7 separate regions of the Mus musculus genome follow, and all the other regions are linked to region 1. A link is a loop called in an ENCODE intact Hi-C map of the cell type or tissue named here. Cell type or tissue: left cerebral cortex. All regions are shown on one strand. Region 1 holds the start of Smad3 (SMAD family member 3). Region 2 overlaps Smad3 (SMAD family member 3). Region 3 has its middle 49 kb from the start of Gm39359. Region 4 has its middle 42 kb from the start of Gm39359. Region 5 overlaps Aagab (alpha- and gamma-adaptin binding protein). Region 6 has its middle 24 kb from the start of Gm39359. Region 7 overlaps Smad3 (SMAD family member 3).

Region 1 (4,000 bases):
GGGGGTGGGGGGAGGCTGCTTCTCCAGACCTGACAGAGCTCTGTGAAACTCAACCGCCCGCTTCAGCAAAAGGATAGAGGAGATTGGAAAGCTGGAGAAGAAGCCAAAAACCCAGGTGCCTCTGACTATCACATCACCCCTAACGCCAGCTGGCAAAGGCTCAGCAGCCAAGCGTTCTTCCAGACCACATACTGCCTGCCTGCCCTCTCCTTTACAGGTGGAATCCACCCACTCAGGTTTGGGGGTTGTTAGATTTTTGCTTTTGTTGTGTTTTGTTTCTGTTTTCTTTAAGTGTCATTCCCACCATATGTGGTGTGTGCTTCTAGGGAAGGCCGACCCTGGGTTCCTGTGGACAGATGTTGTTTTGTGTCTTACTATCAGGGCTGGCAGCCCATACACAGCTGCCTTGAGCAGGTGGCCAAGGATGGAAGCTACCCCTGCCTAGACAGGTGATGACCTCTACTATCGTAGGCCTTCTTTCCATCCCTCTGCAGGCAGAACGCCCCCGCCCCCCCCCAAACATCCCCACCTGCCCCTCATCTGGAATCAGTCTTTAAAGGTGTTTGAGAAGAAACAAAACCAGAAGACTAAAGTGCTCTCACCGCATTGCCCAGACGCGGGTATGCTCTAGAAGGCCTTGGGAGTGAAGTCACTGACCCCTTCCATCAGCCATCTGTGAGCTCCCGCCGGACTCCTCTAGCCCGATGGGAAGGATAAAGGAGGTCAGGACAGATGGCAAAGCGCTTTGGGAAAATAGGCTCTACAGGAATGCAGGGCCGATGGGAGGCCAGCCCTGGGGTGTTTTGTTATCTGCCTGGAGCTGCCTGCTCCATTCTAGGCACCCGCATACTCTGGATTAAAAAGATCGCAAATCAGCAGGGGTGGGGTGGAAAGAGGGAAAGCCCCTACTTTCTGCCACTTGTTTCTCCCGCTTCAAAGTCGGTGCTCTGCTCTCCAACTAAGTGCGTGCGTGCATGCGTGCACAGGGGGCGGGAGGCTGGCACAACCAAATCTAAAAATACTCAGTAAAAATGCTAATCCCAAAGCAAAGAAAGAGCGAAGAAGGAATCTGTCAATCAACGGGCTCCCGCTCCTCACCCACAGCTGTACCGACTGCATTCCTGTAGACGAGGAAAAGAAGTGGGGGAACAGAGCTGAAGAAAAGAAAGGGACACACGCCACCACCTCCACGAGCGCGGGGCGGGAGGCGGCGGAGGAGGAGGGGCTCGGCCGGCAGAGCCGAACAAAGCGGGGCCTCCACTTGGAGCCCGAAGCCCCGAGAGTTGGGGGGCCAAGCTCAGAAACACCCCTGCTGCCCGGAAGCAGCTGGCGACCCTTGAGGTCTAGAAGCCAAAATGCTGCACGGAAGCCAGGTCTCTGAGGCTAGGCAAATCCGAAGGTTTTGTTTGGGGTCCCTCCACCCACTCCCCGTCCCCTACAGGCGCGCGCACACACGCGCACACGCCCTCCCTCTCCACCCGGGCCGCGCTAGGGGGCTGGGCCAGTGCGCCCCCAGCCGCTCTGGGACCCCACCTGGGGATGGTAATGCACTTGGTGTTCACGTTCTGCGTGGTGATGGCCTTCTCCAGCTCGTCCAACTGCCCCGTCTTCTTGAGCTTCTTCACCAAGCTCTTGACCGCCTTCTCGCACCACTTCTCCTCCTGCCCGTTCTGCTCGCCCTTCTTCCAACCCAGCAGGCGCTTCACGATCGGGGGGGTGAAGGGCAGGATGGACGACATGGCTGGCACCGAAGGGTCACCGGCGCCCCCGGCGGGGCTGGGCGCACTGGGGACGCCGGGGGCGCTCAGAGGCAGCTCGGCCCGCGCCTCGCCCGAACTTCGCTTTTAACTCTGGAGAACTTGCCCGGGCGTCCGGGCCAGGACTGCGGCGCTGCAGCTGCGGGGATCGGGAGCACGGCGGCGCCCGAGCTGCTCCACGCGGACCGACGGACTGACGGGCAGGCCCCGGACGCGCGGGGCGGAGGCGGCGGCCGCGAGACTCCAAGTGGCAGTAGAAAGTTTGGGTTTCCGCACGGGGTAGCTGTTTGGGTGCCGCCTCCGGGAAGGAAAGTCCAACCCCCAGCCAAACTTTGCTGGCCTGGATGGCTTTGGTGCGCAGATCCCTCCGCCTCTGCAGCGCTGCTCCTCCTCCTCCTCCTCCTCTGCGATCGCCGCCTTGCAGGGCCAGCCAGGGCCGAGCAGCCGCGCTACCCGCTCCTCTCCCGCCCGCTCCCAAGTCTACGTTTCACGCAGCTCCGCGTGCAGCCTCCTTCCCAGCGCAGTCGCCGCCCCCTCGCTGCCGGGGCTCCCCGCTCCTCCCCCGCGCCCTGCTCCGGGGAGGACCCGCGGCCTTCCCCGCCCAGCGCCGCCAAGCGCGCCCACGTGGGCCACCGGGTAGGGCGGCCGCCAGCTCTGCCAAGTGCCGAGGGACCGGACTCCTGGGGACTCGCCGCCCCACAGACTCTCAGATACCGTTGCAGGAACTAGAGAGGATTAGACTCACAGGGAACAGGCACTGTCCGTCAAGGGCTGGCTGCACTCCGGAGAGGACTCGGGCGCGGTGAGGGGTTCAGAAAAGCTCCGGGCCCAGGAAGTTGGGGCACGCTGATCTCGCTCAGTGGCCAGAGCTGCTTTAGGTGGTTTTTTGTTTTGTTTTTGTTTTCCTGCTGGGTGAGATCAGAACGGCCGACTGCCTGAGACTGCGGAGGAGGGAGTTGGAAAAGGGGAGAGGGAGACTTAAAAGGAGTTAAGAGACCTCAGTGACAACTTGAACAATAGCTGGAGCCAGGGGTCCCTTGGGCCCAGTGAACCAAGCTTTTTGCAGAAAACGGGCCTCAAAGACATCTGTTGCGTTCCTGAAGGAATGAATGGGGGTGCTTTAGGATTTTTCTTTGGAGGAGGGGAGAGAATTAACATTTCAGGGTGTTACTGAAGTTCCGAAATTCGACACCAAACAAGTAAGAGAGCTTTTGTTTACAAAGCAATGAACTCGCACACACAAAGAGCAAGCCGGAGAGGACTCGAGAAGTTTATTCAAAGTTAGCCTAGGTGGGAAGCCAAGAGAACCTGACTTTGAGTAGCCCTAGGGGCTTTACTGCAGACTAGACGAATTCAGGGCTGGTTGCCCACGGTCCCTCCACGGATTTGGGGCGTTACATTAGACCCTCTGCTCCTTTATCCTGTTTCAGCCTCCCTATCAGGCTAGCCCAGATGCTTAGAGTGTGCTTGGTTTTGCGCACGCGCGAACACACACACACCTATTTCTCTCCCGTGGTGAGAAACAAGTTATTTGCAAACCAAGATCCGGTGCGCTTTACGAAGCCCTATGAAGTGTGGCTCGTCCCACAGAGTCAGCCCTGAAGCTTCAGGGGCCCCCTGCTCTGTCCTCGAGGCTGCCCCACCACCAACCGCCAGCGGCAGCTTGTCAGGGGTTGTGGTTTCCCTCCTTCCACCTCCCTGGTAAGTCCTGAAAGGAAGACCCCTGAGGCTCAGTAGACCTCAGCAAGCCGGTTCCTGCAAACCAGTTAGATGGTGGCTGCAGCCTCCCTTCCACTTGCTGCTAGAGACTATAAGGAAGGAGGTCCTTTTTGTTTTGTTTCAAGACAGGGTTTCTCTGTGTAGCTCTGACTGTCCTAAAACTCGCTCTATAGACCAGAGCAAAGCTGGCCTCGAACAGAGATCTGCCTGCCTGTGCCTTACTTGGCATTAAAGGTGGGCAGTCTTCACTGCTGTGTTCAAACAGATACCAATCACTGCCGTTAAAAGCCTGAGAGGCACAGCACCAAGGGTCAGAGCCAGGATTTAAACCCAGGTTTTTGTTTGGTTTTGGTTCTTGCTACTGGCCCTAGAACTGTAAAGCTAGGACACAATGTGCAAAACAAGAGCTTTTCTCACAGGTGCACCATTATCTCCAGGAATGGTCTCAGGCCCTTTCCTCGCCACCTCCTAGGCTGCTGGGACTTTGCAGAAGTCCTAAGCAAGACAAAAAGTGGAGGCCAGTG
Region 2 (4,000 bases), 80 kb before region 1:
AAGAGGAAGAGGAAGAGGAAGAGGAAGAGGAAGAAGAAGAAGAAGAAGAAGAAGAAGAAGAAGAAGAAGAAGAAGAAGAAGAAGAAGAAGAAGAAGAAGAAGAAGAAGAAGAAGAAGAAGAAGAAAAAAAGGAGGCTGGTGATTCATCAGAGCTCTGCTTCATAGTTGTGCTTTTTACACGCTGGCTTTCCCTCCACACACTATGTCCACAAGTGCTCAACTCTTCAGTACCACCAGGACTGCAGGACTTTCGAGCTATGGATAACGCTGCTAAAATCCAAACTGATTCTGCCACTGCAAGCCAAGGGAAGGCAGCCAGGTTAGCAAAGCCATCCAGGTGGCCACTCTGTTCCTGGAAAGCTCCAGTGGTAGTGTGAATGAAAATGGCCCCCGTGGGCTCAGGGACTGGCACAATTGGGAGGTGCGGCTGTGTTGGAGGAAGTGTGCCACTGAAGGTGGGCTTGGGGATTTCAAATGTCCAAGCCAGGCTCACTGTCTCTCTCTTCCTGATGCCTGCGGATCAAGATATAGAACTCTTGGCTACCTTTCCGGCACCATGCTTGCCTTCATGCTGCCATGTTTGCTGCCATGATGATAATGGACTAAACTTCTGAACTATAAGGAACCCACATTAAATGTTTTCCTTTATAAGGGTTGCCTTGGTCATGGTGTCTCTTCACAGCAATAGAAACCCTGAGACAGCTTGCTTCCAGATTGGGACACAAGATGGCTCTTTAGTCTTTTAAGAGATAACTCACAGAACATCCAGGATGCCCACAGCCCTTGGCAATCTGATGGGCTTAGGCTGCCAAGAGCCACCTATAGGAAATACCCCAAGACATCCCTTACATTCCAGAGGGGGTCAGAGGTGGGGGGTCTCCTGATCAACTTGTCAATCACTTCTCACCCTACTTGACCCAGGCCTCCCTCTGTGCAGCTCAACTCTCCTTAGACCAACCCCAGGACACACATCTTCCAAAATGCCTTCTGGGAAATGCGTTAATGGTGTGGGGTGTCACTTGGGCAAACTAAAATGAAGCACCAGCCTGAATCCTATATACCCAAAGGAATATCTCTTCCTTTGACCACATGACAAGGTGGGCATAAAAGTAGCTTTTCAGAGAAACAGGTGTGCCAACCTTGAATGTAGAACTCAACAGGAAAAGAAAGAAAGAGGATGAGGGGATAAGCCGAGAAATCTATCCACTGTTAGAAGGTCTCAAGCCTTCTTCCTCGGAGAAGAAAGCAGGCTGCCAAGTGGGCCTTCCACTCCTAAGGACCTCAAGATAAAGGCCCATCTTTGTTCTCTTCAAAACAAGGGTAGGACACTGACAGTCACTCCCACCCGATTGCCAGGGAACTTCAATATCAACTCACTTCACCAAACAAACAATTCTCCTGACAGGATTCTTAGTCATTCTGTGTTTTGTTGTCACTACTCCTCACCCCCCCTCCCTGCATCCTCTCCCTCCACCCCCTTGAAGCTTTCTTCCATGAAGCAGAAACCAGTTAAGGACTAAGTCTCCTCTCACACCCCTCCTGCCTCCTTTCCCAGTTCTCCCGCCTCCCACCTCCCTTGGGTTTGCTTGAATCAAACTATGAATCACTTCCGAGTAGGCAGGCTGCATGCCTGGGGGTTGGATTTTCTCTTCTTTCTTTTTTTTTCTTTCATTCTTTCCTTCCTCCTTCCCTCCCGCCCTCAATGCCTTTCTTCCACCCTCAATGCCTTTCTTCCTCCCCCACCTTCCTTCCAGAGAAGATTCTCACAGCCCATCAGTAGAAGGAGCAGATCAGGTGGCGATGGTGGTCTTGCCTAGTTTTAGCAAAGCCAACCTTACAGCTCCCAAGACATAAAGAGAAAAATATAAGGTGGGCATCTGTGACTTGGAGAGCCAGGGTGGGAGGGGGAGGGAAAGAGACTGGGAGGGAGAAAGGGAGGGAGGGAAAGTAGGAGGGGAGGGCAAATGAGGTTTTGTGTTAACTGCAGTTTTGACTTCCATAGTTATGAGTCAGAAGCCAGAGAGATAGCACAGGGCCCCCAGTACAACAGAGGAAGTTAGTGTGTGCTGTGCAACTCAGTGACACTCATGCAGAGAGGTGGCCCAGGACAAGGGCTGCCTCAGCTCTTGTTTCACAACACTCTTAGCAACATCCAAACAGTACAGCTGGGAAAGCGACAATCCCCATTTCTACCCCATTCCTTCTTCCATGGCTCCACTCATGCCAAACCAGCACTCTACCCACTGAGCCACACACGCTCCGAGGCCCTGTTCCCTACTTCAGGCAGAGGCCCAAAAGTCTTGAGGAGTCTCTTTCCCCTGTCCCAATGCCTCGTGCGTGTGCTCTCCCACTCAGCTAAAGTCACAATCCTGTGGTCATTTTTCGCCAACATGAAAATGGAACATTGAGCCTTGTGCACGCTAGGCAAGCACTCTGCCGCTGAGCTACATGTCCACCTTTGGGTTTCTCAAACCTTCCAACTTGGCTACAGACATGAGGAATAGGCAAGAGTTGGGGCGCTGGAAATAAGATAAGGGACAGAGATGATCAGTTTAGGATTTCTTATTTATTTATTTATTTATTTATTATTTGTTTGTCAGTGTGTGTGTGTGTGTGTCTGTCTGTCTGTCTGCAAGAAGAGCTCACTGAATCCCTTGAGCCAGGATTACAGATTGCACTCACCTAGCCTGGGTGCTGGAATGTGAACTCAAATCTCTCCAGTCTTGGAAATGATAGATTTCTACATGAAGTTAAGTACCGCAGAGTTCAGAGAGGGGCTACTTTGCCTATAGGCGATGTGGTGTCTACGGGACTTCACCACCAGCCTCCTACCTCCATGCCTCTTCTTTCTGGATCAGAGCAGTTCCCATCCTAAATTGTAGTAAAAAATAAGGCCCTGTACGTCCCAGGCTTTACAGGACAGGAGAGAGCATCACAGACAACAGGCACTCCTTTCTGTCCCGGAGAATGGACTTCCAATAAAACAAAGGCAGACTCATGGGGGCACTCTGACCTCTGACAGCAAGGAATCCTTCCAGCAGGGAGATAGAGTTCCAAACACAGAGGCCTCCAGTCAGCCAGATGTATAGTCCAGCAGAAGAGGGTGACCGTGCCATCCTGTGTAAGCTGCTCTCCTAAGGCTAAACAGCTTCCTGGTCAAAGCCCGAGCTTGTAAAATAGCCACTTCTGAAAACAGAGTGGCTGCAAGACCAGGCTCTGTCTCTGAGCTCCAGGACACTACCTATCCTACACTGAGACCTCCACTGCCTCCATCCTTTGGCTCATTCTACTCAGTGGCTTCTCCCTACCCTTGTCTCTTCCATCTTAAAGTCCCTACTGACTCCACCAACTGACTTGAGCAAGCTTCCTGCCCATCTGGGCCAGGAGCTCCTGGTAGTAAGAAAACCCAGGTGACCTCCTGTACTTAGAAGGGAAATGGGACTAATGGGTCATATCGGGCCAGAAGTACACCACAGCCATTTTATTAAAATTCTCAGCCATATTATTAAACCTTGGGAGGCAGAGGCAGGTGGATTTCTGTGAGTTCCAGGCCAGCCTGGTCTAAAGAGTGAGTCCCAGGACAGCCATGGCTACACAGAAAAACCCTATCTCAAAAACAAACCAAAACCAGTACATAACAGAAAGCTACACTCCCATATCTCAGAAGATGTAATAAATAGACAGGGATCAGAAGCCACCCTGTAGCTGTTCAAGTCCAAAGAATCCACAGACACACAACATTAGGCTGTCAGCAGAAATGGTCCCTCAACAAGCAGCTGGTCTAACATAGCAGAGGGTTGATAGATCTGGGTGCTGGTCACCTGAGCAAAGCCGGCAGCAGCGAAGTGCTGAGGCTGCAGTTCTTCTGTTTCTTCTGTTGATGTTGTTTTGTTTTGTTTTCTTAGTATATAAAAGTTTATTGGGGCTGGAGAGATGGTTCAGCAGTTAAGAACACTGACTGCTCTTCCAGAGGTCCTGAGTTCAATTCCCAGCAACCACA
Region 3 (4,000 bases), 86 kb after region 1:
GCAAGGCAGTAAAAAGCCACCTCCCAAGGGCTTCAGGACAATGAGCAGACAGGCTGGGATCTGGTGTAAGAGTTGTCCAGGATCCAGGGGCAGCCTAAGGTACAGGTGAAAGATCTCCGCAGAAGGGTTGTGGTCAGCAAACACTGTGAATGGAAAGTCCTGCCTTGAGTCACATTCATCTGTGATTTGCTTTTAAAAAGATTTTGTTTATTTTATGTATATGAGTACACTGTCACTGTCTTCAGACACACCAGAAGAGGGCATCAGATCCCACTACAGATGGTTGTGAGCCACCATGTGGGGGAATTGAACTCAGGGCCTCTGGAAGAGCAGTCAGTGCTCTTAACCACTGAGCCATCTCTCCAGCCCACCTGTGGGATTTTTTTTTTTAAATGAATGGTTGATGGCAGGTGTCACAGGTCCTCCTTGGCTGGATCCTTTGCAGAAAAGCTAATCTGTCTATCCTGGTTTTCTTTCTCATTGTGATGAAAATGCCCCAACGAAAACATCCCGTGGGATTAAAGATTGACTTGCTCATGAATCCGGGTTTCTTCCATCGAGGCTGGGGAACTTGAAGCAGCATGTCACGTCGCATCCACTAGAGAGCTGAGAGAGAACGAATGTGTGCACCAGACTCTCAGTTGCTTTCTCCACTCATACGATCCAGGATCCAAACCTAGGGAATGGTGCTGCCCACAGTGGGCTGGATCATCCCATCTCAATTAGCAAAAGCAAGGCAATACCCTCAACACGTGCACACAGGCCAATTGATCTAGACGGTCCCGCAGTCAAGACTCTCTTACCAGGTGATCCCACTTTCTGTCAAGTTGACAATTAAAACTATCCATCACGCTGTCTATCAAAGCTGTACTAGATTTCTCTTAGATGCCCAGCCAGAGTCTCATAGCCCACTGGGGATTGAAAGGGGCACCGGTGCCAGTCAAAAGGCGGTATGTCCCAGGGGTAAGATGGATGGGATGATATGCCATTGCTGTTTGTGTTGGAGCCCCTAGGGTTCTCCAAAGAAGCAGTGAACACACACACACACACACACACACACACACACACACACACACACACACCCTGCATTGACGGACAGGACAAGTGGGAATGACAGTGTGAAGTGATGGGGTATGAAGGTATGATGGAATGTTAACCCCGCCTTGGGAAAAGCCAAGAGTCAATCCAGTTTCCAGCAAACTTTCCCCCTCAGTTCAAAATACAGAGGTGGAAGTGCAGGATACAGATGACCTCTTGGGGGACCCTAGGGACAGAACCTGCCCAGTGTGAGGCATAGCCACCTGCCAGGGCAGTACAGACCTCAGGAGGGAAACGGACCCTGCTGAGGATCAGTGCAAGGACAGGGAGGAAGTGGCTGCTCTGGTCTGTGGAGGAGGGTGAGGCTCTGAGAGGTGAGGCTGGGACGCCTGGGGGAGGGGTAGCAGCAGAGACAGGCCACTGGTCACCTGAGGACCAATCAGTCTAAGTGTCCACAGTGACAATGGTGGATGCCTGACTCCTCCCTGTCAGTGAAGGTTCTAGAACAGGAAAGGTACCAGACTGAATGTCACTGGGCATCGATGGTGCCAACCGCTCACAAGGAGACCAGCTCCAGAGCCTACAGTTGCCTGGAGCCTCTTCCAGCAAGGGGGCTGTATGGAGACGCCTCTAATGTCCCTAGCTAGAGGTCACCTCCAACAGCGGTGCTGCAGAAAACCCGATGGAATAGACAGAGAGGTGACACCACCTGCTAGAAGATGTCATCGAGTGACCCTGGCCACTGAGGGTGGGCCTCAACCAGGTGGCACTGATGCTCGTGACTTAGATGTCCCTGAAAACAGGAACATACCTGAAGACTCACACACAGTAGGCTTGGGTCAGCATTCCAGCAGCATCTGTGGAAGGCTTAAATATCACGAGTAAAACATTCACAACTTCCCTACGGGTGCATCATTACTTCAGAATGAAAATTAAACAGTCAACCTACAGGTGAGATGGTGGCACTAGTTTGCGGAAAATACAGATGGAGTGTGTCTTTGTCTGTGTGTGAGCGCCCTCTTGTGGTGATCATGGCACAGTGCCGCACTTGACTAAATGGATTTCTTATGGATGGTGCATGAAGAAGACACCTCAATCAGCCTTTGCATCTACCCTGGGTTTCTTCTTACCTGGACCATAAAAATACTGGTGTCTTTTGTCTTTGAAGTCCCAGAAGTGCTGAGAACTATTCAAAGAACAGGCCCATTGTCTGTGCTAGTCTACAAACTAGCAATATGCTGGCTGGAAGGGCGAGACTTCTCCTGGCAGTGAGCATATCACCTTCCAACTCTAAACCTCCATGTGTACTACACTGAAGACCATGAAAAATGTCCATCCTTCCACAGGACGTAACAAGGGAAAGAGAGAACAGACCCCAGTCCATAGTCTCCAGGCAGCCACAAGTCCAGGGAAGCCTGGGTCACACCTACTGCCATGCCTGACTAGAATGAGCCCTCCTTGCTCACACATATCCTAATTTGGGAGGTGAATCATTTGTTTACTGGATGTCCAGATCTTCCCAGGAATGGTATGTCACTCACTTCTTACAGGACGTGGGGAAGAAGGCTCTCAAAAATTCTGATCCCTTGTCAGAGTAATGAGGGTAGCTCATTTAAACATCACCTCTAGCAAATCAGAGAACAAATCAGAAAGAGACGTTGGAAGTGGGAGGTGGGGTGGGAATGAAGTCATACCAAGCAGCAGGAGGCATAATGGCTGGCCATCAGGGATGCCCTGGGCTGAGGCAGAGGTGGGCCTCAGGACCCTGAGGAGGGTACAGATGAACTATCAAGAAGATAGTTAATGTTAGGGATTTTGCTTGTTGTTTTGACACAGGGTCTCATGTATCCCAGGCTAGCCTCAAAATTCACTGTGTAGCGAGGATGACCCTGAACTTCTTGATCCTCCTGCCTCCACCTCCTTAGTTCTAGACTTGCTGGTAAGCATCACCACACTGGTTTATGTGGTGGTGGAATTGAACCATGGGCTTCACGCACCCTAGGCAAACACTGTACCACTGTCTCAGCTGAGCCACATCCTTAGCCTGGGTATCAGGTTTGTGATAAGGAAAGAGAAAGCATTGTCTTGGGGAGGGGAGTCCTTTCTGAGTTCCAGGCTGGGGTTTAGCGGTGCCTGAGCTCAGCAGTCCTTGTGCATTTCAGAGTCTGTTGACCCCCAGGTTTGGTCTGTTGGGTGGATTTTTCCCCCCAGTGAAGAGGAGAACTGGAGAGATGGGAGCTTGAGGGTCGAGAAGGGTACTCTGGTCCCTGGAAGGGGATGGTTGTTTCCCTACAGAGCTGTGGGAAGTAGGAGAGTCAGGAATTCGGGGGGGGGGATGCACCTGTTTCCTGGTGTAGAGAGGGTCTTGATAGGCCAGGGGCAGGGGCCCAGGGCAGAGGATTTGGGGAACAGCTCCAAATGTGGCCAGCAGAGTGGAGAGGCCCATCAGCACCCCTTCCCCCAGCAAGACAGAGGATCAAGACCACGCCCCTTATCTGTCATCTGCAGAGGGGGGGAAGCACGAATGGATGCAGGAGACAGCATACGTCAAATGTTCATAGGACTAAGGTGGGACATGGGATGCTATGGAAACTGGCACTGTAAAAGCCTTGAGGTGGTGGTGGTGGTGGTGTGTCTGAGTCAACTCCCCTTTGAGAGTGGAGAACCACGGTCTCCAGGAGTCTCTGTAATGGCTAACAGAGCACTCCTGGCACTTTGGGCAGCTGCCTTTCTGTGGCCTTCACTGAAAAAGAACTTGTGGATTTGCCAAAGAGCATGCATACGTTTGTGGTGCGCTGAGAACTCGCATTCCCAGCCGCTAAGCTAATGCTATATAAGGGGCCATCTATGAAGGACTGAAAGAAACTCTAGAATCTTCTCATAGCAGGCGTGCTGTGATCAGACGACACCTGTGATCCCAGCTTTCAGGATGATCATGAGTTTAAAGCCTGAACTAAAGGAA
Region 4 (4,000 bases), 79 kb after region 1:
TAGGGCCTGTGCCCCTCCTCCTCCCCGCTGTGGCTCCCCTCCTCCATGGCTGATTTCTCTTCCCCTTTGACATTCTTCCTCCCCTCTCCCTCTGGCTCTCCCTCCTCCCTCCTCACTGTGGCTTCCTCCCTCCTGTGCCTTTCTCCCCTCTGTGGCTCTTCTTGACCTGCAACTGCAACAAGACCCTCCCTAGAGAGCCCCCCATTAGGCTGCAGCAGCCACTGGCCAATGGTGTTCCTAGATTAGTGGAACTGAGCTAAGGGAACACTTCTAGGGAGGCCCTGAACTGAGCCGAGAGCTAAGGGAACACTTCTAGGGAGGCCCTGGGTGTCCTCTGTGCGAGCAAGGTTCACTCTTACCATTCAGATCTTCAGACGGTCCTCTCAAAACAGACACTAAGACAAAGTTTGGGGTGTGTCATGAGAGGTCACCCACACTTATAAGTGGAAGAAAAAGGAAGGGGGTAGGCAGAGACCAGTGAAGACCCAGCAAACAGAGAGGAAATCTCAACCCAGGATCATCTGAGCATCCCAGACGGCCAAGCAATGGGTGAGCCCAGGCTGGCCCCTGCGGCTAATGTAGACATTAAGGTACTGCCAACCAAAGCAAGTACCTGCCACCCACGTGCTAACAGCACCCTGGAGGGCAATGGTGGGCAGCTCCACGTTCTAAGAATGTGATTGAGCCCTTTCGTCTCTTGATTTCCACAGCCACTGTGGGGGCAGTTTCTAGATTCGGTTACCTGAGGTGGGTAGACACACCTTGAAAGCCTTTCCATGGGCTTGATCCCAGACTGAGTCAAAAGGCCAGAACGAACTGAGTACCAGCGTGCATCTCTCTCTGTGCCCCGACTATGCATGCCACGTGACCCTCCTGTAACCACGCCTACCCCGCCAGGATAGGCTGTCTCTTTAAACTGTGAGGCAAAACAAACCCGTCTTAAGTTGCCTTTGCCAAGCATCTCATCACAGCAAGGAGAAAAGGCATCTGATTCCCTCCCTGTGCTCCAGAGGCTGGGCTGGACGTCAGGATGGCTTCTGGACAGAGACAGGTTCTGTTCTGTGCGGTGGTCCTGTCTCCAGCCTTCTCCATCCCAACTGTTATCTACAAAGTGCTGCTGGCCCTTACCCTCCTCCAATGATGGTAGCAGGAGAAACTACACCTTTTACCCTTCCTGGGGAGTCCTGGGGAATCTCTTCAGCCTAGGAGCGTTCAGGAGGATCCTAGCTGGATGGGTAAGAGGGGGCTGCAAAGGGAAACAGGACTTGAAAGAGCAGAGAGGGCTTCAGTAGCTCCAAGGACCTCAGGGAATGTCCTCCAAGAAATTTCATGCTCCAGCGAGAACCCATAAAATCAAAGATGTGTTTCCATGTATAGTGATTTATGTAGAACAAGCAGAAAAGGCTTTCCCCATTAATCACAGGGTGTGAGGCAGCTGATGTGCACTGTACAGAGCTCTGAGGGTTATGGCTGGTTTAAACGTAGATTCGACAGCATACACCCTTCAGTTCAGTTTTTGAGACCCTCCCTGGGCAGGGGGCCAAACATGGCTGTCACCATCCACCTTCCAGCGTGGTATCCCTCATTCCTTCCTCACACATCACCAAGACAGCCCAGCCTCAAACACAGAATTAATGCAAGTCTTGGGAAAACAGAGCTGTGGTCAAGACCATAGCAAACAGGTCTAGGCTGCTTCCAGCCAGTCTCAGCAGGCTCAAATCACTTCTGACCAAGTCAAACCAGTTCTAGTGAATTCCAGGATTGACCAGATCAGGATGTAACCAGCTCTAACGTGTTCTGACTGATCCCAGAGATATATACTGTTTAAAGGAGATTGTGACCAGTTCCAACTGGTTTGGGCTAAATCTAACTGGACCAGACCAGTTCTGCCCAAAGCAAAACAAAGCTAATTTAAGTAACTCCAAGCTAGTTCCAACCTGGCCAGCTCCTTCCTCCTCTGAAAATGTTCTCATTAAGAACCTGCTCAGGAAGTGGGGCCCCACCTGCCTCTTTTGAGGGGAGACATCTTATGTATGCCGAGTTCTGAGGCTATGCAGAGCTGGAGCCGGATGCTTAATTAATAACTCAGCTACAGTTTACCAAGAGGAAGCCAAGCAGTCCCTGCTCTAAGCTTTCTCCACCTTTACTTTGCAGGAGTCAGTCTCTCACTGAACCTAGAGCTTGCCAGTTTGTTAGCCAGCAAGCCCCAGATACCTGCGTCTCGAAGGCACTGGGATTACAAGTATTGGTCTCCACATCAGGCTTTTATGTGGGTGCTAAGGTTCAAAATGAGGACTTGTGAAGCATTTAACAACTGGGCCATCTGCTCTGCCCCTACCAAGTGTCTTTGTGCATCCTGGTTCCTGTGACGTTAGACAATCAGCCTAGAAAAGCTATTGCCCATTGGGCCTGGAGATAGCTCCCTCCAGAGGCTGAGTGGGCTCAGGAAGCTGTTCTGTGGCCTCTGCTTCTCCCCTTTGGGCCTCAGTGTCCTCTTCAGGGTTCAATAAAGCATCCAAGTCACCCAAGATAATAATGACCGATGACAATAATGTCCAAGCCCTTAGGACGGCATTGTAACCCACACGAGCACACAGAATATTTCCGGTCTTTCCCCAGGTTTTCAGTTTTTTGTTTTGTTGTTGTTGTTGCTGCTGCTGCTGCTGCTGCTGCTGCTGCTGCTGCTGCTGCTGCTGCTGCTGCTGTTGTCTGGTTAGAATCCCCCTGTGTAGATCAAGCAGGCCTCTAACTTTTGAGTTTTTCCTGCCTTTGCCAACTAAGCTGTTTTAGGTGACTGACAGACAGGAGCCACCGTATCTCCTCCCCTTCCTTCCTTCCTTCCTTCCTTCCTTCCTTCCTTCCTTCCTTCCTTCCTTCCTTCCTTCTTTCCTTCCTTCCTTCCTTCCTTCCTTCCTTCCTTCCTTTCTCTTTCTTTAGACTATTATAACTGTTCTTTCTCTTGTGGTGTGATTAGAACTATCCTCACACAGATGGAAAACTGTGGCGTCTGGTCCTGACTCCCAGCCTCCTTGACTCTGGAAGTGAGCTGAGAGCTGGATCCCAGCATCCTCTTTGCTGCCAGGTGAGACCTCAGGACTGTCCTGGGCTTGGCTGGCCCATGGCTCCTGGGACTCTGTCTCTGCTAAGTGGCTTCCTGATGCAGGGTGATGGAGAACTCCCAGGTCAGAGGAAAGCAATGGAATACTGCCTCATCTATCAAAGCAGACCACGTGAAGGCTGGGGTTCCTTGGCCTGAAGGAACCGTGGTGTGAAAAGCTGAAGGTTCTCTGGGGATGGCGTCTCTGCCCCTCTAGGCCTCCATACAGGGAGGGAAACAAGTGGAAATGGGGTGAACAACTCTCTGTGGGGTTCTCAGAGAGTCTTTGGGCCTCTTGTCTATGCCCCTTCTGAAGTGGGGAAGGGACAGCGGAGATAGCCAGGATTCTGAGACTGGTTTGGAAGGCACCTCACCCTGATGTGGAGGCTGGACCGAGTCAGCCTCTCTCTCCTTCCCTTCCCATATTACATACATATATACCACTAAACACTTAAAAAACTGGCAAATTCTACCAATCACTGTTGGTTAAGGGCTCATTGTGTTCTGAGCTTTTGCCTGCATTAGGTCACTCTCTGTCCTAACCCTGTGGAAATGTCCTGACTTCGGGCTCCTCTCCCCGAGGAAGAGGCCAGTTCACAGGCAGGTTAGGGCTGAGCCACACATCTGTGAGTCACACAGTTGACTTCCACTTCAAATGGCAATCTTTAATCGATTGGTAGTGGCTGCCTGTAGGGCAATATTGAAATCTGGAAGCCTCCCTCAGATGAACTAGAAAGAGTGCTATGATTGATTAATGATGCCTGCCAGCAGAGGCACAGGGAAGGGTGGCTTGCATGCTGCCTATATGCTATCTGTTCCTAAGACTGTGGGCCCCAGGGTGAGTTCTTCTGTCTTCCCACGTTGACAGAACAGGGGTAGAGAAAGTGCTCAGCTCTTAAAGGC
Region 5 (4,000 bases), 130 kb before region 1:
TTAGTTGAGTCTTCAGGCTGTGTTTGTGCAAAAGGAGAAGGGTGCTCACCCAGCTCCCACTCACTAGTGCCCTTGCCGCTGTCCTTTCCTCATGCTTCATTCTCTGCAGCGAACGTAGAGAGTGGGGAAAGTGAGGCCTTACTCCTTTCTCAGGAATGGCTCTTGACTTAGAACAGCTCCCCTGTGTCCTGGCAGCCAGAGAGCAGAGGTACAGGTCCAGACTCTACCACAAGCCAAACCACTGAAGGGCTATGTGCAAGCGAGCCCTAAGTAAGCGTTGCTTTAATGATGTACTCAAAATTTCAGCAGTTGTTCAGAGAGAGAATAAATAGGGTTTTATGATTTTATGGTTTGTTTGGTTTGGGTTTTTGTTTTTTTTTAACATGCAGGGTTGTTTCGCTTACGTGTATGCCTGCATCATGTGGGTCCAGTGCTCACAGAGGCTAGAAGACAGCATCAGATCCCCTGGGACAGGACTTTAAAATGGTTGCGAGCTGCCACTGGGTGCTGGGAATTGAACCCTGGTTCTCTAGAAGAACAGCCAGTGCTCTAACTGAACCATCTCTCTAGTCTCCTGTGGTGTTGGGGTGTTTGTTTGTTTGTTTGTTTTTAGTTGTTTTTTTTTTTCTAAACTCACCAGGAGGAAATAGAATATGCTATAAAAACATAGACTCTTTTTCTCGGTCCTGGTGTCAGCATTTGTGACCTTTCTTAAAGGTTGTATAACCCAGATGGTATGGCATGGCCTAAGAATATCACTAAACAGTGGGTGTGATGTCTCCATGAGCTTCGGAGTGCTTGGCTGTGGTTAGAATGAGTGGCCCTGGTTATCACAGCATGTAAATGGAGAAGACTAGCTTCCCTGAAAGGAAGGCTTCATACAGAGTGGGGAAGGACATAAGAACACCGTGACGGGCTGGAGAGATGGCTCAGCGGTTAAGAGCGCCGACTGCTCTTCTGAAGGTCGTGAGTTCAAATCCCAGCAACCACATGATGGCTCACAGCCATCCGTAATGAGATCTGATGCCCTCTTCTGGGGTGTCTGAGGACAGCTACAGTGTACTTACATATAATAAATAAATAAATCTTAAAAAAAAAGAACACTGTGACGTACAGAGCGTGCTTGAGCTTATTCCGGTGAGGCCTCGTAGTTGCTGCTTTTCAGAAGTAAAACTGAAAAGTGAACGCAACGTGTTTAGCAGGCCACATAGGTTCCGGCCTGTGGCCAAGGACATTCTTAACATTTGACAAATCTGTGCAAATAACAAACACTGCTGGGTTGGGGTTTTTTTATTTTTATTTTTTGATTTTTGGTTTTTTTGTTTTTATGGCATCATTGTCTCCCATCTGTAATTCACTGGACCACTGGAATGGAGCCGGATGTTTTGGGGACAAATTTAATACAGAGTGGTTCCTCTTTATCTGTGGTGTGGTTACCTGCAGTCAACAAACTACCGCACAAGTTTTAGAAATAAATAACTCCCGTTTTCAACTTGAGTGCTTTTCTTAGTGACAAGGTAGTGTAGTGTACCATTCCTGCCTGAGCAGGTGGGTTGACCTCGTGAGTAGCCCACCCCACACGTTGCCACCTGCCCAGAAGGCAACCAGTGGCCATCTTGACTGTCATTTGACTGCTGAGATAGTTCAGTGCCTGTGTTCACATGATCCCTACTTTGATAATAATGGCTTCAGAGACAGTGCTAATGATGCTGGTTGTCTAGGCAACTGGGATGAACTGAAAAGAAGCCATCCAAAACTTACTAGGTTATCTCCTCCCACGGCCACGTGAGGAGTAAGTTCGGTACATGGACATGTCTGCAGAGAGGTCAGCTGTCCCACAGAGCTCTGTTTAGAGGTGGGTTTAATTTTTCTTTCTTCCTTAATTTTTTCTGTGTATACTTGGTCCTTAGTGTGTGTGTGGCACTGTGGGCCTGCAGTGCCCACAGCAGCCAGAAGAGGTTACCAGATTCCCTGAAGCTGGAGTTATAGAAGGTTGTAAGCCACCATGCAATTGCTGGAAACCAACCGTATGGACAGCCAGTACTCTCAACTGCTGAGCCATCTCTCCAGTCACTAGAAAACTTCTATTACTGTATTCTGCTTTAAATACTTGTTTTATTGTGGTTATTGTCTTAACTGTGTCTAACTTAAAAATTAAACCTCATCATAAACATGTAATATGGGCTGAAAGCCCTTGACCCAAATGCTTAGGACTAAGTTTCTCAGGTTTTTAGACTTTCTGCATTTTGGAATACTTACACACATGTATGCAGGACATACGTCCTGCTTGTTTGAGTCTTCTGTGCACTCATGCATGCAGCCTGGAGGTAATTTGGAACAGTGCCTTTGTTTTGGTGGCATAGACGTTCCCACTCAGGCATCATGGTGGTGCCAGAAAGTTGAGGGTTTTGGAGCATTTTGGGTTCTGAGTTAGGTCTGTTTAACTTGTTTAGGGAAAAACAGTAAGAGGGTGGTTTGGGTATAACCACAGTAGTGCGGGCCCGGGTGTGCCGGGCCTTCACTGGGAGCAGTGACTGCTCTTCTTATGCTTCCTGACTAATTTCTTTGTCATGATGACTTGGCCCCTCCTGCATCTCCGAAGTTGTAGAAGAGTTCGCTGCTGCGTAAGAGCCTGGGTTTGTTCCTTCCTAGTCTAGTGTATGGTTTCAAAGGACCGTCTCAGTAGGAGTAGCGTCCCCATGCCAGAGCCTGGGAGGCTGGGGGCTGAGGGCGAGAGAGATTTACATAATTCTTTTCCAGGATAGTGGCGTGCAGTTGGTGCCCGTGGGCAGAGCTGTGAAGAACACTGAACCAGAAGACCCAGTGTATAAAATACCAGCCAAGCCTTTTGAGCAACACTCCGTGCAGGCCGTCTGCTTTGAATAAACAAAAGTGGATTCTTTTCTCAATTGTATAAATGTATGCGCCTCTGACTTCCTTAAAACATAAGCAGAGGAACATAATGAACCCTCTGATGAGCGGACTGAATCCGCCCACCATTGTTCCTCAGAAAGCACTGAGCACAGCGCCCTCCAGCTTATTCTAAACTCGTGGCTCATCGTGAACTTTTTAGGGTTTTAAAATTTAAGGATTTTATATATATATATATAAGAAAAAAGTGCTCGAACACAGCAAATTCCAAGATGCGTGAGGAGAGGAGGCTGAGAGTCTCTTCTCAGCCATGGCTTCTGGGTCAGAGATCTCGTGCTCAGTGGCCATTGGTGCACAGAGCAGCAGACTGAGCTCAGCCCTGCGAGGTTGGTTTGTCTGAGGTCATGCAGGTGGGTGGGGCCGTGAGAGAAAACTAGGGTTGGTCCCAAGCTGTCTCTTCCTGCTACTCTTTTTCTAACAATTTTACCTATTAGCATTAGAGCATTAATCATTATTCTGCTGATGTTAATATTGTGGCTAAATGTACATAGCATAAAATAATAATTTTTTAAAATGGATGGTCATAGAAAAAATAAAGGTGCCTAAGGGTTTATAGTGTGTTGTAGGGTTGCATGCCTCTCTGCCTGGCTCTGTGATCACTGAGGTCATATGCCCTACCAGCCTGCCAAGTTCAGGGAATGCTAACCTATAGAACTGGGATTTGCAGTACTTATGAATTAGTTGAAATGACCCAGACTCCAAGTTGTTTCCAGTAATAGAAGGGAGGCACTTGTGTTGACTGTGCAGTCTGCCTTTCATTCCAGTCAACCACTCATGTACTCTCATGACAGGTGAAGTCCCTGAGTCCTGGACATACACAGCTCAAAGAGCGAGAGCTACCTGCCGCTGGGGTGAACCTGTCCTCAGGCTCTGACACCCTTAGAGGTGGGTGCCCTGCTCCAGGGCTGCAGGCTGCCTTAGGCCCCGTCTGATCTCAATGCCAGCTGACTGAAACACTTGCTGGAAACTGAGATGAGTGAGCCTCTGCCTAGCTTGGTGACAGTGAGCCTTACAGTCCTTGAGGCTTGGGCTCTCCTTTAGTCCATGTTCTTGGTGATTCTTTAATTGG
Region 6 (4,000 bases), 61 kb after region 1:
ATGTACTCAACTTGTTAAAAAGTTATATTTTTTATTTGATATGTATGAGTGTTTAGCTCAAATCTCTGTGCACCACAGACATGCCCTTGGATGTCGTCATCATCATCATTATTATCATTATTACTTATTGGTGTTTTGCCTGTATATATATCTCTGCATCATATGCACTGTTACCTGTAGAGCCCAGAAGAGAGTATCATGTCCCCTGGAATCATAGTTACAGACAGTTGTATATCATGTGGGTGCTGGGAATTGAATCCAGGTCCTCTGGAAAAGCAGCCAGTGCTCTTAACCACTGAGCTATCTCTTCAGCCCTACATCCATGTTCTTAATGGCTATTTGTATGTTCTATCTGGAGAAATGTCTACAAATTCTTTGCCCATTTTCCAACCATATTTTCTTTTTTTTTTTTATTACTGCAAGATTTTCTCTTTTTTTGGTGTTTTTGATATACCCTTAATGTAAGTCCTTTTCCAGATATGTGACTTACAAATGTTTTCGCCCATTCCATGCCTTGCCTTTTTGCTTTCTGGAAGCTATTCTTTCCAGCCCCAAACATTTAAGTTTCGATGTGAAGACTGTGAACACTCTAACTGCTGCTCAGACTTCAGGAGATGCCACTACCATTTCCTTGCAAATACCATGTTAAGGAATGGAAAGGCAAGCTGCATGCAGACTTATGTGTAAATCCTTAACAGAATTTAACGTTGACTTGTATTCCAGATAGATAATCTCTTTTCACATCAATTCAATGAAGAGAAATAACTTGGGTTTAAAATGGGCAAGAGATTTGGGCAGCTTCTCCAGAGACTAAACACCAATACCAATCACATGAAGAACGAAAAATCCTTGGCATTATTAATCCTCAAAGAATGAAATGCAGTCCTGCAGCACAGCTCATACCCCTGAGACAGGCTGGCATTACAGAGCCTGACCACACATGTGTTGGCAAGCATGTGGAATGCAGACATTCTGCCGCGTGTGCACTGCTGGTGGGGATGGTGTCACATGGGACAGACACTTGGGAAAACAGTTTGCTGGCTATGAAAAAGTTAAACACATATTTGCCTTCTATTCTGGCCACTTTATGCTGAGGTATCACACAAGTGAAATAAATATAAAAGTCCACATAAAAACTCTGTGCATGAATGCTTATAAAATGCTATAAATATAAGCATATAACTCATTCATTCATTCATTCCATACAGAGCCTCACTCTGTAGTCAAGCTCACTATGTAGCCCAGGCTATCACTCTCAAGCTCACTATGTAGCCCAGGCTATCATACTCAAGTTCACTACATAGCCCAGGTCTTGAATTCTCGGTCCTCCAGTCTTGGCCTTGAAGGTACCTATCATTCAAGATGATTTTTTTTTTACAAGTATGTTTGCCTGTGTTTATGTCTGGGCACCATGCATGTGCAGGGTCCTGGGGGACCAGAAGAGGGCAGTGGATCCCTTGGAACTGGAGTAACAGAGAGTTGTGAGCCATCAGGTAGGTGCTGGGAACCAAACCCAGTTCCTCAAAAAGAACAACAAGTGTCCTTACTCACTGAGCAATCCTTCCAGCACCTCCAAGATCTACCTTTAAAATGGTTTGTGAGGAAGGTCATGCTAAGTTATAACTCATGTGGTGTCTGTGGCCCAGTGAGCAGTGGAGAAAACGTAACCAGCTGTGTCCTGATGGCTCCTTAGCTCCCCACAGCTGCTTTATGCAATCTATTGCTACATGAAATGCAGAAGTTATTTGTGCGAAAACAGCATAACTATGCTAAGAAATAAAAATGAATCTGAAAATTCAATCATGATCTCCTTTCTGGACAGATCAACTCATTTATTTTCCCTTGTTCCCATCTGGCACTTGTCTGCATGCATAAAACATTTTTACACAGCTATAAAAATCCAATTTTGCATTCAACTCTGTGAAAACAATTGTCATATCACAGGCTGGTTCCCACTCTCCTGCTTCATCTTCTCAATTATTTTTAATGACTGTGTCAGTCACTCTGCAGATCTGTCCTCTTTTAACATTGCCTCTGTTGCTGGACATAAATGGGTTTTTGTTGTTGTTACTCTTTTATTTTTACAGTTACTATGAGAAAACAACATTGCAGCGAGGCTGGCAAGATGGCCCACCGGTAAAGGTGGCTGAGACCAAGACTGAATTTGAGTCTTAGCACCTACATGATGGAAATGGAGAACTGACTCCCATGTTGTTCTCACACGCACATCAAGAAATATGTGTTTTAAATGGTGTGGCTAATATTTGCATGGATAATGCCTCAGTGCTGGTTGTTGTTCTTGTTGGTTGGTTTTTGGTTTTTGGTTTTTTTGAGACAGGATTTCTCTGTGTAGCCCTGGCTGTCCTGGAATTCACTCTGAAGACCAGGCTGGCCTCGAACTCAAGGAGCTCTGCCTGCCTCTGCCTCTGAGTACAGGGATTAAAGGCGTGCGCCAGCATTTGCCTCAGCTTTGATTCCTTTACTGTTACATTAGAGTGATGACTTGAGTACAGTCTCTGGAACCCACAGTGGAAGGAATGAACCAACTCCTAAGAGCTCTCCTCTGGTTGACACATACCACACAGTGGCATGAACTCATGTATACATATACACACACATACATACACACATGCATATACGCACATATAAATATATATCACACCCATATCTGTATATATTATATACACATGCACACAGTAGTAAATGTAAATCAAACTTTTTTTTATAGAAGTCTCTGATGGAGAGATGGGCACACTCCTGAAATCTGAGCACTTGGGTGGTAGGAATAGGCTGATCAGAGTCCAAGACCATTTTTGGCTATGTGGTGAGCTACTGGCCAGCCTGGGCTACATGAGACCTTGTCTCTAACAAAACATAAAACCCCTCAATGTATGCTGGCAAGGGAAAGGTTTTCTAAGAAGTGATGGTAAAGGGGTCCTTTGGATGACAAGGAGCTTCTAGGTGGAGGGGAAGAAATGGAATTCTAAGCAGAAGGTGCAGCCTTGTAAAGCAATCAAGGTTAAGGAACTGGAACAAGGTGGAGCCAGCTGGAGCACAAAGAGCAGAGGGACCATGGAACAGACGGTCCAACTCTGAGGCGCTGGAAGAGTTCGGCTTTCTCCTGAGGGTCTCAGAATCCCACTCCAGTGCAGAATCTCCCCAGTGAGGGGAAGGAGAGAGAGCAGGTCTGAGGGCGCTGATGGAGAGCTGCACACTGGTCCAGATGAAAGATGGCCAAGACAAGATGACAAGAGACAGGGAGAACTTGGAAAGTGTCGAAGAGGTAACACTTGGATGAAACAATGGTGGGTGTAAGAAGTGGGCAGTGGGTGAGCACAGGAAGGGCCAGCTTTGAATCTTGACTTAAGAGAATGGAGTGAGGGACTGGAGAGATGGCTCAGCAGGTAAGAGCACTGGCTGTTCTTCCTGAGGACAGTGTTCAATTCTTAGCATTCACATGCCATTTCACAACTGTTTGTGATCCAGTTTCAAGTGGTTTAACACCCTCACACAGACATGTGCATTTGCCAATGCACATAAAAAATCATTTTTTAAAAAGAGAGACTGGATTTCATGTCTTTAGTCATAGCACTTAGGAAGCAGAGGCAGGCAGAGCTCTGTGAGTTTGAAGGCAGTTTGAGTATAGTGAGTCCTAGGCCAGCCAGAGCTACAAAATGAGACCCGGTTACCAAAAAATATATAAAATAAAATAAGAGAAGGAGGGGCTGAGTGAGGGGCGAGAGAGAGAGAGAGAGACAGAGACAGACAGAGAGAGACAGAGAGAGACAGAGACAGAGAGAGACAGAGACAGACATACACAGAGAGAGCGAGAGCGAGCGAGCAAGAGAGAATATGAATATGGAGACTGGACAGCTGGTGCAGTGATTAAGAGCACTTGCTGTTCTTGCAGAGGATCTAGGTTCAGATCACAGCCCCCCGAATGGCTCAGAACCATCTGCAACTCCAGTTCCAGGGGATCAGGACCCTTTTCTGGCTCCAC
Region 7 (4,000 bases), 100 kb before region 1:
AGATAAAGGCCAGAGTCCGTGTCCAGTAGCCGGTGGACTAGCAGAGACCCCATTTGCTGTGTGACTCTGTTCTGCTTCTCTTGACTCACCATCTCCTTTGGGGGTGGGGGAAGCTAGGCTTGGTTATCAGAGCCCTAACAGTCTCTGAGCTAACAGGACACTACCAGGGCCAGTTTAGCCGTCACCAGCTGTGAAGGTGGAGGGGGTAAGGCAGCAAGCTGAGAATATACCACCTAGCTTCCACCTCCACCCCTGCCTGCTCCTGGAGGAGGGAGGTAAAACAAAGCGTGGTCCATAAGCCCCTCTGGGACTGCAGCCTCAGCTGAGCCAACAGACTGAACACCAGGCTAGTCAGCCAGAGTCCTCCATGGCGCAGCCCTGCTTTGGCTTCCTCAAAACTCTGGGTCTTTTGAGAAGCTGCTCACTCTCAGAACTTCTCTCCCTAGCCTTTTCTTAGAGCCACAGGGATCGCTACAGTTGAGTGAACCCAGCGATGTGAATGTGCTTTGTAAATGAAACCACAGAAGCTGCCCAAACAAAGCTCTACTCCCAGCTGAGATTTTCTACAATCTGGCTGGCCCCGCCCACAGCCCACTGTCATCTTCTCAGCAGCAAAACGGTCGAGGAGCTACAATGTGTCCCAGGCAATAGCCGGCTGGACACAGGCCACATACTGTATGAGGAGTGCATTGGCTTTATGCCTTGGGAGTAGGGGAGTTCCAGCCTGGCAGTTCTCAGGGGTCCAGGGGACACCCCCAGAAAGACCTCGGCTCTACAGAATAAACCCAGAACTATCACACTGATCCAAGGCCTGAGCCCAGGATGCCTTTTAAATATCTCCTTGTCTTTTACATGGCTCCCCTATCCAGCACACCCAATGTCCCACCCTCGTCACACTGTCCTTTCCGGTACATGCCCTCGAAAACTTCACCCCACCATCTCCTGACACCTATCACCTCCAGGATACCTTTCCTGATCATCCCACAGGTAGATGGCCTTTCTCGCTATCAAGGCTGTTTGCCGGGGACTAATAGCTCTGGGTGTGTCACAACCACCCTGTGTCCATCTTAAACACTTCAGGCCTGTAAAGCCGTGGCTACAGGAGCACCTCTGTCTGCCTTTCCCATCCTGCTCTAGGTCTTGGCGTCAACCCAGAACACATCCTATGTTTGGACAAAGAATGAAGAAGACAGTGCCTAATCCCTGGGGGTGATGGAGGGCATCCTGGGTTACAGGTTTGTTAGACACTGCCTCTGTTCTCTAGGTCAGTGGCGCACAGACATGTACAGTGTCAACATAAACACCAGTGTGGAGGAAAGGCAAGAAAAACTTCCAGGGCATGCCTCAGGAGCCATGGCACAGGGCAGCAACCTCCAGAGGTTACCTGGTGGGATCTTGCAGACAGTGGCCGGGTGCCAGCCATAGCGCTGGTTGCAGTTGGGAGACTGGACGAAAATAGCACTGTCACTGAGGCACTCCGCAAAGACCTCCCCTCCGATGTAGTAGAGCCGCACACCTCTCCCTGCGGAGGTCAGAGGATACTGGGTCAGAGAGACCAACTAGACCAGCTGGAGAGCGGGCATCTGACAGAGCTGCAAGTGGCTACTCCAAGCCAAGTGGGAGAATGGTGGGCAGCTCTGGGTTCCTAAAGCAGCTGGAACAGCTGGCACAGGAAAGAGTCTGGACCCAGTCCCAATAATAACTTCTGCCATTCCCCAGCCTCAGGCCTGAGCTTCTGTCTAGAGGAGAGGGGTAATCACCTTCCTTAGCAGTTACTGTAACAGTGCCTGGAGGGACAGCTGCTGCCACCCCACTGCTCTACTCTCCCCCCCCCCCAACCCCACTCCGAAAGACACAGAGGTGCCTTGGTGAAGTTGCTACTGGGGCTTTGGCACTCCCTGGCCCCTTGCCAAAATGACCTCCCTTCCCATGCTCCTAGTTTAGTCTGCATTTTTATCTCTTTCCCTCCATCACCTAAATCCACTCCAGATGGACAGAAATTCACTTTCAGCTGACTCAGCACATCAGTGGTTACATAAACATTGAGCTCTGCCCAGTGGGGATGTCCCCTTGTGCTCACAAGAGGCCCAGAGTATGAGAAAACAGCTCCATTCAATGTCCTGTGGGCAGAGGCCAGGTAACATCTACACACTGTGCCACACTCCCACCTCCTCTGTCTGGGTCCTACAGCACCCAGTGCTGGGGGTCTCAGTGTCCCCAGGAGGCAGGGGTGGGGACGAGTACATTACCAATGTGTCGCCTTGTAAGTTCCACGGCTGCATTCCGGTTGACATTGGACAGTAGGCCCAGGCAGAAGCGCTCCGAGTTGGAGGGGTCAGTGAAGCCATCTACTGTCATGGATGGCTGTGAGGCGTGGAATGTCTCCCCAACTCGCTGGTTCAGCTCGTAGTAGGAGATGGAGCACCAGAAGGCCGGCTCACAGTAGGTGACTGGCTGTAGGTCTGAAGAGACATGGGGTGTGCCAGGTCAATAGGTATTCAGGGAGGCTCTGGAAGACTTTCTCCTCCTCTGACCTCCCAATGCCCATTGCACAAACCCTTCAGGGTGCTAGAGAGTGAGATCCTCAGAATTTAGGGGAGACCCTGACAGCCTATAGAAGAGGAGACACTGGGTTCACAGTGGGCTGACAGGCAGCCTGCCCCAGTGTCTGGCTTTTCTGTGAACAGAAGCAGCTTTTGGAGAAAGGCTAACCCAAACATGAAACGGGTCAGGACCGACCAGCACTATAAGCAACCCCAAGTGTATTCTGGCTGTGGTGTGGGCCACACCACACTCTACAGCAGCCCCTTGCAGGGTCCCCTCTGCAGGCAGGGTCCCCTTGGCAGGCAGGGTCCTGGCAACTGTTCTCTTATAATCCCACAACCTCCTGCGGGACTGCCTGCACACTGCCGCCTCCAACCGCTCCTCCACACTATAGCTCTACTGCTGGCCTTAGGGAAGGGCTTTAAGCCCACTCTGCCCCATTTAAATAGTCCACCTACTGCTCACTGCACCATCTACCTCAGACTCTTGCTCTGGAGGACTCCCAAGTATTTGTGCAGCCACCTGGTGATTTTGTGTGTTTTTGTGCAAGCTGGTATCCATAAATGTCCCAACTATCCAACTTGACTATGAGGTCCTAAAGTCCTCTCTCTTCCCTTGCATGAGGCTCTGATGGAGGGAATAGGGATGGCTCAGCATTGGCCTGAGAATCCTGTCTGTTGCCTGCCAGGCAATTTGGAGAGTGGCTAGGGGCCCGTGCTCAGTATCCCTTAAGTGGCCAAGCCAAAGAACAGCAGCTGCTGTGTTGTCCATGGGGAAGGGCCTAGACGGCCCCGGGGTGACAAAGTGGCCCCGAACTCCTGCAGCCCAGGCACATGGTCCTTGTAAGAGTGAGGTGAGGACCCAGCCCCAATCCTGACACTTTACACAGTACATATAGCCAGAGACAGCCCCAGTTCAGCACACCCGAAGCTAGGGCATATGGCTGCCTGAGAGAAAGGGGGTCTAGATAATTATGGGATGGTCAAATGCACCCTCAGCCTGTACTCACTGGATACTAATAGCACATATATATATATACCTCACCCTCTCAAGTACTGACAATAAAAACTATTCCTAGTACTGTCAGATGTGTTCTACAGGTTGGAAGCACTCCCCACTGAAAGCCACTGCCCTTTTATGTTGAACCAGCATGACTTCATTCATGTTTCCTATGTCAGCTCTAAATCACCCCTGCCCACTGGAGCCATCAGTGGATTCCCCGAGTTAACTCGAGTAAGATGTGGCCATGCAGCAAATAGCGTATGGTACCAACAGTGATAATAACCCTGACTATGGACCTAAGAACTCCCTGATCCTCTCTTGACTTTCCAGAAGAACAAAGCTTCCTTTCTCCCTGTTCTCACAGTTGAGTAAGAGGCCAGGAGCACAGAGGCAGAGGATCAAAGCTACTGTATGGAGAAGGGAGTGATGGGACAGGAGCAGCTGTGGCCTGTGC

Evidence for each region. A loop is a pair of places that touch in the nucleus more often than their neighbours do. Peaks named below come from ENCODE experiments on the same cell type or tissue, not always from the same donor. Only the 100,000 strongest peaks of a DNase experiment are listed, where the experiment ranks them.
Region 2: a loop joins it to region 1, with 3 times the contacts of the local background. A loop is called at or near these places in 13 of 42 quality-filtered maps.
Region 3: a loop joins it to region 1, with 2.5 times the contacts of the local background. A loop is called at or near these places in 15 of 42 quality-filtered maps.
Region 4: a loop joins it to region 1, with 4 times the contacts of the local background. A loop is called at or near these places in 16 of 42 quality-filtered maps.
Region 5: it touches region 1 in a loop (4-fold over the local background); 4 of 42 quality-filtered maps call a loop at or near these places.
Region 6: a loop joins it to region 1, with 2.2 times the contacts of the local background. A loop is called at or near these places in 6 of 42 quality-filtered maps.
Region 7: a loop joins it to region 1, with 2.2 times the contacts of the local background. A loop is called at or near these places in 13 of 42 quality-filtered maps.

The regions. Positions count from the first base shown.
Region 1 is chr9:63,755,939-63,759,938 of GRCm38, forward strand. Smad3 (SMAD family member 3) reads right to left here and starts at 2,056. Exons shown (of 9, transcript NM_016769.4): 1 at 1,534-2,056. The coding sequence starts at 1,739. In left cerebral cortex, a CTCF peak has its summit at 2,325; DNase peaks (open chromatin) are centred at 64, 1,037, 2,203 and 3,223; H3K4me3 peaks cover 2,950 bases; H3K27ac peaks cover 3,326 bases.
Region 2 is chr9:63,676,246-63,680,245 of GRCm38, forward strand. The region is part of intron 1 of Smad3 (SMAD family member 3); the gene reads right to left. Among named protein-coding and RNA genes, the nearest start is that of Gm51710, 53 kb to the right of the region's middle. In left cerebral cortex, no CTCF peak of the experiment used is centred here; a DNase peak (open chromatin) is centred at 1,578.
Region 3 is chr9:63,842,270-63,846,269 of GRCm38, forward strand. No RefSeq gene overlaps it. Among named protein-coding and RNA genes, the nearest start is that of Gm39359, 49 kb to the left of the region's middle. In left cerebral cortex, CTCF peaks have their summits at 221 (motif pointing right) and 2,050 (motif pointing left); a DNase peak (open chromatin) is centred at 2,061.
Region 4 is chr9:63,835,355-63,839,354 of GRCm38, forward strand. No RefSeq gene overlaps it. Among named protein-coding and RNA genes, the nearest start is that of Gm39359, 42 kb to the left of the region's middle. In left cerebral cortex, a CTCF peak has its summit at 2,423; a DNase peak (open chromatin) is centred at 2,367.
Region 5 is chr9:63,630,292-63,634,291 of GRCm38, forward strand. The region is part of intron 5 of Aagab (alpha- and gamma-adaptin binding protein); the gene reads left to right. Among named protein-coding and RNA genes, the nearest start is that of Aagab, 30 kb to the left of the region's middle. In left cerebral cortex, CTCF peaks have their summits at 1,944 (motif pointing right) and 3,036; DNase peaks (open chromatin) are centred at 1,874 and 2,802; H3K27ac peaks cover 1,384 bases.
Region 6 is chr9:63,817,410-63,821,409 of GRCm38, forward strand. No RefSeq gene overlaps it. Among named protein-coding and RNA genes, the nearest start is that of Gm39359, 24 kb to the left of the region's middle. In left cerebral cortex, no CTCF peak of the experiment used is centred here; a DNase peak (open chromatin) is centred at 1,862; H3K27ac peaks cover 313 bases.
Region 7 is chr9:63,653,302-63,657,301 of GRCm38, forward strand. Smad3 (SMAD family member 3) reads right to left here. Exons shown (of 9, transcript NM_016769.4): 6 at 2,250-2,462; 7 at 1,385-1,522. Among named protein-coding and RNA genes, the nearest start is that of Aagab, 53 kb to the left of the region's middle. In left cerebral cortex, no CTCF peak of the experiment used is centred here; DNase peaks (open chromatin) are centred at 571, 2,125 and 3,029.